3 separate regions of the Homo sapiens genome follow, and regions 1 and 2 are each linked to region 3. Evidence: chromatin contacts called from ENCODE Hi-C or POLR2A ChIA-PET data. All regions are on one chromosome and are shown on one strand. The core of a region is the stretch at or near the end of the contact, and the rest is flanking DNA. Distances in the headings are between cores, read along the strand shown. Region 1 holds the start of NORAD (non-coding RNA activated by DNA damage). Region 2 has its middle 12 kb from the start of EPB41L1. Region 3 holds the start of PHF20 (PHD finger protein 20).

Region 1 (2,700 bases), core at 175-2,674, 280 kb before region 3:
TTCTAAAAGCTGGAAGTGTCATTTCCAACCTTATCTTAATTGACACATCAGCAGCATTTGACACTGTTGATAAATTCCCCTTGAAACACTTTCCTCATTTACTTCCAGGACACCACACTCTCCTGGTTGTTCTCCTACCACCCTGGTCGCTTCTCAGTCTCCTTTGCTGGTTCCTTCTCATTCCCTGACCTGTAAACGTTACCCAGGGATCAGACCTCAGACCTTGTCCCTCTCTTGGTTCTCTCATGCAGCCTCAAGGTTTTAAAGACATCTATATGCTGACGACTCCCAAAGATTCATCTCCAGTTCAAACCTTTCCCTGAATGCCAGACTCATAAATCCATCTGTCTGCTTGACATTTCCACTTGAATGTCAAACAGACATCTCAAACTTAACATGCCTAAAACTCAGCTCCTGGTGTTCTCCCCAAAGCTTGCTCCTCCCATGGTTTCTTCCATCTCACTTAAGGCGGCTGCCTTTTCATTTGCTCAGGCCAAAAAGTGTGGAGTCATCTTTCAGTTCTCGCTCTCCCACTTCACATCTGGTCCGTCAGCAAATCTTATAGACTTGAGCTTATGTCAACCCCTGAATTCAACCACTTTTTGCCCCCTTTGCTGTCGTCGCCCTGGCATAAGTCCCTATCATAGCTCACCTGCTTGATTGCAACAGTCAGTTATCAGGTCTCCCTGCTTCTGCCCCTGCCTCCACTTCAGCTCTCCCGCACTGCAGTTCAACTCCCTCCCATGGTCCCATTTCTCTCCTCTCTTCCCCAGCCTCTTTGCTGTTCCTGGAACAGGCCTGGCCCACATGCTTCGGCTTTGTGGCCTGTGCATAAGCTGTTCCCCTACAGACATCTCCAAGCATGGCTCATCCCCTCGCCTCCTTCGGGTCTCTGCTCCAGAGTCACCTGGCCGTACTATAAAGCATTCCGCACCTGCACTTCATATTCCTCTTTCCTTTTTATGTTTCCAAAGCACTTTCGCTATCTACCCTTTTATGCATTTTAAGGATCTTGTTTATTGTTGTTTCCCTTACTAGAATGTAAATTTTAGGAGAGCAGAAATTTTCCTGTGTTTTTTTCTTTACTGCTGCACTCCCCCGTGCTTAGAGGCACATAGGTGCTCGGTAAACAGGTGGTAAATGAGTCAATAAATGAAATATTGGAGTCTTCTTATCCAGCACCGGAGGAGTAAGGAGATAGAGAAGCAACGTTTGCTCAGGGAATTCTGAGGCCAGTAGCAATTTCCGTTGCGAAGAGCAAGCGGGGTGGAGGGGGCCCTAACCCCACGTGACCACACCCCATTCCCCATTCCCCACCCCCACGCCGGAACATTGCAGACCCGGAACCACGGCTCGCGGGCCCCCAGCGCAAGGGCACTTCCGGTACCGCTCCTCTCTTGCCAGCGCAGAGAACTGCCAAGTCAGTTCCGGTCCGGCAGAGATCGCGGAGAGACGCAGAACGCAGCCCGCTCCTCCAGGGCCCTCCAGGCCCTCCGGCCCCGGGCCGGCGGGTGAACTGGGGGGCCCCGGGACAGGCCGAGCCCTCTGCCCTGCAGATAACGGAGGCCTCTGCTGTGGCTGCCCACTGGCTGTGCCCGCCCACTGGCTGTGCCCAGACCTTGAAGCCGCAGCGAACCTCTCTTTCCCACCCCACCTCGGTGACTAATGGCGGCCGTGGCGTCTCCCAGCCCGGACCCCGCCGGCACCCGGGTCTCCCGACCCAAGCCTCGACGAAACCCCCGCAGAGCCGCCGGGACGCAGCGCCTTTGGGCGGCGCTGGGCGTGGTGGGCCGGGAAGTATGGCGGCAGCTCGAACGCCGCGCGGCGGAGGCCATTAAGGCGTGGACGGCCCGGGAAGGCGGCCTAGGGACGCAAGCAGGCTCGGCCGCCTCTTTAGGCCACGGAGCCGCGCAGATCCGGTTCCCGGGTGACCACTCTGTCGCCATTGGGCGAGACCTACCTAGTCCTGACGACAACGGACAAAGGCCTTAAGGGGCCTGGAAGGTGAGCGAAGTCCCGAACGACGACGGGTGGAACGGTTAGCGGCCATCGGGCGGTTGGTCTTCATTCTACCAGACTTTGCTGTCGGAAGAGAGAAATGGTAGAATGACAGGCCACGTTTGGCCCGTTGGAAATGCCCACCACCCTCTGGGAAGATTTACTGGCCGTTTATGGAAGGCCTGTGTATATAATATGAAAAAGCTGCTCTCAACTCCACCCCAACCTTTTAATAGAAAACATTTGTCACATCTAGCCCTTCTAGATGGAAAGAGGTTGCCGACGTATGATAAAATAGAGTTAGAAAGTTACACATCTTGTAAATTCTCATTTGTTTAAAAGAAATCATAGAAAATACATGTCTTCTGGAGATGACTTTTGGAAATGGAGTTGTTAAGACGGCCTCTGGAAGCGATACGTCCACGTTTGTTAAGTGGGTTAGATGACATGGAGCTGGAAGACCTGAGAAGGAAGAGAAGAAGGTTCTATGCTAGACTGGTCATATTTAGAAGACATTTTCATATTCTATCCATTGTTTTGTGTGCATTTTATTCCTCACTACTGTGTATATAGTTGACAATGCTAAGCTTTTTTGAAATGTCTCTTCTTTTTAGATGTTCTGAAGTGCCTGATATGTTAAAATTAGAGGTAGCAAAATCACATTTTGTAAATACCTTTTTGTTACAATTCATAGGAAATATT
Region 2 (2,700 bases), core at 187-2,686, 370 kb before region 3:
CAAGAGGGTATGGAAAATGGTACTGTGATCCTGCCTACTGTAGGTAGCTAGACCCTGGCTCAAGGAACCAGGCAGGGGAGGGTGGCGTCCTGTGTGGCAGAGGGCGCTGGGCTGGGCATCAAGAAACCTTGATTTGACCTTTGCTGTGAGATCTTGGGCAGTCATTTTCCTCTCTGAATTCAATTTCCTTACCTGTAATATGAGGGGGTTGGACTAGCGCAGTTCTAAACCTTTTAGGGGGCTGGGCGCAGTGGCTGACGCCTGTAATTCTTACACTCTGGGAGGCCGAGGCGGGCAGATCACCTGAGGTCAGGAGTTTGAGACTAGCCTGGCCAACATGGTGAAACCCCATCTCTACTAAAAATACAAAAATTAGCCAGGGATGGTGGCGTGCGCCTGTAGTCCCAGCTACTTGGGAGGCTGAGGCAGGAGAATCACTTGAACCCGGGAGGCAGAGGTTGCAGTGAGCCAAAATCGCGCCACTGCACTCCAGCCTGGGCAACAGAGCGAGACACTGTCTCAAAAAAAAGAAAAAAGAAAAAAAAAGAAAAAGAAAAAGAAAACCTTTTATCGGTCCTGATTTCCTTTGAAAATGCAATGAAAACTGCAGAGCTTCTCCTAGAAAAATGTACATGGGTATGCACCTGCACACACATACACACACACAAAGTCACACTCACACACACACATACCTACCTTTATCATCTTTCAGGTATCAAGAGAGCTCATGAAGCCCATGCATAGATCACCCCCTGAGTGATAGATAGATAATCCCCTTGGTTAAGACTTGGGCTAGATGATCTCTAATCAGCCACGATAAGAAATTAGCTGTATATGTGTGTATTTTGTATTTTGTATCTAATTTAAAGGAACCCTACATTAAAGACTTCACTAAGACGATGAGCTTTTATGTGGGCTTTTGTGGGACATAGATGTTGATTGGCTAAATGCTGTGCTTCCCCAGAGCCTGCCTCACCCTTGTCATATTGCCTCTGAAGTCACCCTCTCCATTCCACTCTCTCTGCCCTTTTTCAGCAGGGAGTGAGCACACAGTCCTGAAAAATACTGCTACCCCCACTAGCTGTCTCTGTCCCCAGCTATGAGAGGGTAGAAAAGAGCGAGCCTGGTCTGCCTCTCATACTCCCACCCCAAAGCCCTGGCTCAGAGGTCAACCAATCAAGAGGCCCCCAGATGGCACCTCTATCCCCAACACACACACACACACACACACACACACACACACACACACACACAAACACACCCTCCCTCACATAGCCACAACCACAGGACTGCACCTCCAGACACCTGGCGGTGCGGTCACTCGGAACCGGCAGGAGTTATTTTTAGAGGCCAAGTGACAGGATGGTGAGAGCAGTTCCACTCTGTCAGAGTTACTGCTGCCACCACCAGCTCTGATGAATCACTCTCCACTACGTGAATGGACAAGTCTGTCAGCATGGCCACGGAGGCCATGCCAGCTTCTAGAATGAATGTCTTGGATTGGTGACTACGCTGATCACACCAGGCTGAGCCCAGGATCACACCAGGGACAAGACTGCCAGGCCTGAGCCAGTGCAGCCAACCCAGCCCAACTGCCCAGCACAGCCTCCCATAACCAATACAGTCGGGCCAACACAGCACAGCACAGCACAGCCCGGGCAGGTAAGCCCCTTCAACACAGTCCAACCCAGCCCCATCAGGCCACCCAGGGGCCTCTCTTTGCAAAGTCCTTTTAGAGTGGCTATTGATGCCTCCCTCCGCCCAATCCGTGCAAGTGAGCCTCCCACCCACTAAGCTACCGCTGCCGGGTTATTAAGATAATGAGCCGCCAATAAATTGGGCAGATTCAGACAGTGTCAATGCAGCTATCAACTGGTTTCATCTTTCATCGTTGAAAAAGTACATGATAAGCCTTAAAAGTGTGCATACCGTTTAACGCAGAAATTCCTTTTTTAGGAATGGATCCTTAGGGAACAATGAATGACACAAAGATGTGGCTATAAGAACATTTGTCTAAGCACTGTATACAGGAGTAAAGTAGAGCATTGGAGTTAATATATATGTCCAATAATAGTGGCTACGTTATAAAAATAGTGATACATACATATGCTGAAATACTACGCAGCCACACAAAATAATGTTGTGGATCTATATGTGGCTATATAATCATGTTCTTAACACAATACAGGTAAAAAAGCAGAGACAAAATGGTACGTAACAAATGATCCAATTTCTACAAAATACGTTTTTTGTTCTTTTTTCTTTTCTTTTTTTTTTTTTTTGAGATGGAGTTTTTGCTCTATTGCCCAGGCTGAAGTGCAGTGGCATGATCTCGGCTCACTGCAACCTCCGCCTCCTGGGTTCAAGCAATTCTCCCACCTCAGCCTCCCGAGTAATTGGGATTACAGGTGCCCCGCCACCACGCCTGGTTAATTTTTGTATTTTTAGAAGAGACAGGGTTTCACCATGTTGGCCAGGCTGGTCTCGAACTCCTGACCTCAAGTGATCTGTCCACGTCAGCCTCCCAAAGTGCTGGGATTATAGGCGTGAGCCACCGTGCCTGGCCCCAATTTCTATAAAATATGTATGTATGTGTACATGCCTAGAAAAAAGCAAACAGGAAATATTTTAAAACATGTTACCAGACGTTGTTTTATGATAGTGGAATTATTTCTTTTGTGTACATTTGGGTCTTGTTTT
Region 3 (2,700 bases), core at 137-2,636:
GTGCACTGACCAGACTGGGGAAAGCACCTCAAGGGGAGTGTGGCTCCAAAAAGGGAAGGAAACTGAGGAATGAAAATGTCTTGGATGACAGAAAAGCTAAACAGGGTAGGAAGGCATGCTCAAAACCACAGACCACTCGCCACCTGGAAATGAGAGGACTCACAAAAAGGTGTGCCCCCCAAATTTAAGAAGCATCTGGAAAGTGGCTGCACTCTGAGAGTTGTATAACTAAAAGGGGTTCACCTCGTACATTTGGGGGGCACAAGAAACAAATATACTCCCAGATATGAAAATGAGTCTCCTTCAGGAAATAAGGTAGTTTGATTTGGGGAACACGTGAAAAGTGTGTAACCCCAATAATACAGTCTCGGGAGAAGGCAGTGAATTCCCTTATTTGTGAAACTGGAAATAAGTACCCATAAACTTCAAAATTTGGACATTGTTTTCGGCCCAACCTCAGGTTTGAAGGGCTGAGGAAAGGAAGTGGCCCCTAAATGTAAGAAATTCCAGAAGGCATGCTGTCAGATTTGGGACCTGGAAAAGGGGAATTCTTCCTTGGAGTAGAGGGGATACAAGAAAGTATCCCAAAACTTTAGCTAATGGACCCCAGATCTGAGGACCCGATAACAGGGTGAACCTCTAAATTGGAACGGAAATGCAGAATCAAATTGGAGGCCCGAAAAAAGGAATGTGCTCCCACTTTGGGGGCTGACGGAAGAGGGTACGCCCTAAATTTGGGGGGGGGAGGGCTTTTAGAAATTTAGATAAAATTCCAGAGCTAGAGCTTAAGAAAGGGGGTGTGCCGCCCAGTTTTCAAAACTATAGAGAAAAGGGACACTCCCATATTTGGGGTCTTGAGAAAGGAATGTGCTCCCCAGAATAGGATAAAAAAAGCCAATTTTAAAAAACATATTCCCAAAGCGCAAGGCAATAGCAGAGGCTGCTGATGAGGCTCTAGGTGCCCACACAGCTCAGGCTCGGGCCCTAGGGCTTACCCGCACCCCCAACACGGCCCGCTCCGCGCCCCGGGCCCGCACCCCACGGCCCAGCCCCCTCGGGCGGCGCTGATTGGCGGCAGCCGCCGCCACTCTTGCGGGTAGCCCCGGGGATTGGGCACCGCTCGCACGCCCGCCACGCTCTCAGCAGCAGTCCCAGGGCCTCCCTCCAGGCTGGGCGAGCGGGGCCAGGCGGGGAGCGGGGCCGGGCAGGGGACCGAAGCAGCGGTGGCGTCCGTCGCCGTCCCCGCCCGCACGGCGCGCGCGCAGCGCGGGCCCGGCCCAACCCGGCCCGGCCGGCCGGCTTCGCCTGGCCGCGAGCTCACCTCACGGCCCCACTCCGGCTGCGCCGCTCCAGGACCAACCGACAGAAGGACTCTGCGTGCTCTGCACCACGTGACCCCCGGGACGCGCCCAGCGTATGCCCCGCCCCCCACACACACGCATCATCGCCACCACCGAGTGACGTAAGGTCCCAGCTGCCCCGCCCCCTGCCCCGTCTGCCCGATCACTGTGGCAACGGCCTGCGCAGGCCACGCCCACTACCCTGACGCGCGGGAAACAGGCCCGCGCCCTAGCAGGAACACGAAGTCCCCACTCACTCGTAATCACTGAGATCACCGAAGCCGGGGAATGGACGCTATCCATCACCCGTTAATTTTGCCACCTAAATGCGTCTCAAAGCTTCCCATTTCTCCATCGAAGCGACCACCATCTCTCTCCAAGATGAAGATGGTTTCCACCCTATTACTCTTCGCCGTTCTAATCCATTCTTCGTACACCGGCAGAGAGGTCTTTTCAAAACGCCATCCCCTGCTCAAAGCTCGTTTCCCTCCCTACTCCGGATTAAGATCTAACTCTTCACCTAGACTATCTACCAGGCTCTTCAAAGTCTGGACCTGACCTGCTGCTTTCTTATCCTCACGAATCCAGCTCCCCCACATTCTCAGTGTCCTTCAACTCCGCTAACAATCCAGGTTCTTCTCATCTCAGAGCCTTTGCACTCATTTCTCCCCCACTTTATCATTAACTCCTAGAAAGGTTTCCAATTGCTGCTAAGGATAAGGAGCTGTATTTTCTCTGGGGACGAAGGTCGGAGTTGAAGCCACCCCAAAAGAATATGAGACCAGGAGCAGTGGCTCACGCCTGTAATCCCAACACTATGAGAGGCTGAGGTGGGTAGATCACTTGAGCTCAGGAGTTCGAGACCAGCCTGGGCAACATAGCTAGACCCCCGTCTCTCCAAGAAATACAACAATTAGCCAGGCGTGAACGTGCGCACCTGTGGTCCCAGCTCAACCTTCTGAGTAGCTGGGACTGCAGGCCCATGCCACCATGCCTAGCTAATTTTTTTTTTTTTTTGAGACACGGTCTCACTGTGTCACCCAGGCTGGAGTGCAGTGGCGCAGTCTCGGCTCCTCATAACCTCCACCTCCTAGGCCCAAGCAATTCTCCCACCTCAGTCTCCCAGATAGCTGGAACCACAGGTGTGCACCTGGCTAATTTTTGCATTTTTTTGTAGAGACGCAGTTTCACGATGTTGCCCAGGCTGGTCTTGAATTCCTGGGCTCAAGCAGTCCACCCACCTCAGCCTCCCAGAGTGCTGGAATTAACACCGTACTTGGCCACTTTTTTTTTTTTTTTTTGAGATAGAGTCTCGCTCTGTAGCCCAGACGGGAGTGCAGTGGTGCGATCTTGGCTCACT

Evidence for each region. A loop is a pair of places that touch in the nucleus more often than their neighbours do. ChIA-PET counts read pairs that join two places held with the same protein, here RNA polymerase II (POLR2A). Pooled maps may share reads with other maps.
Region 1: a map with no recorded cell type shows a loop between it and region 3 (10-fold over the local background). The contact joins the promoter of NORAD here to the promoter of PHF20 in region 3. A Hi-C loop is called at or near these places in 4 of 37 single-sample maps with no recorded cell type and 11 of 50 pooled maps. POLR2A ChIA-PET finds 5 or more read pairs at or near these places in 3 of 52 experiments (MCF 10A, PC-3 and PC-9).
Region 2: a pooled map shows a loop between it and region 3 (11-fold over the local background). The contact joins the enhancer-like site here to the promoter of PHF20 in region 3. A Hi-C loop is called at or near these places in 1 of 37 single-sample maps with no recorded cell type and 3 of 50 pooled maps. POLR2A ChIA-PET finds 5 or more read pairs at or near these places in 1 of 52 experiments (OCI-LY7).

The regions. Positions count from the first base shown.
Region 1 is chr20:36,049,684-36,052,383 of GRCh38, reverse strand. NORAD (non-coding RNA activated by DNA damage) reads left to right here and starts at 1,424. Exons shown (of 1, transcript NR_027451.1): 1 at 1,424-2,700. RefSeq lists a silencer at 1,479-1,688 and enhancers at 1,176-1,747, 1,228-2,427.
Region 2 is chr20:36,141,692-36,144,391 of GRCh38, reverse strand. It overlaps a transcript of EPB41L1 not described here. Among named protein-coding and RNA genes, the nearest start is that of EPB41L1, 12 kb to the left of the region's middle. RefSeq lists a silencer at 1,128-1,177. Within about 2 kb of position 1,436, at least 8 of the 41 ENCODE cell types and tissues checked have a DNase peak (open chromatin) inside an H3K27ac peak, as active enhancers do; they include OCI-LY7, where a contact is called at or near this core.
Region 3 is chr20:35,770,701-35,773,400 of GRCh38, reverse strand. It overlaps PHF20 (PHD finger protein 20), which reads right to left and starts at 1,386. Exons shown (of 18, transcript NM_016436.5): 1 at 1,322-1,386. RefSeq lists a silencer at 939-1,318.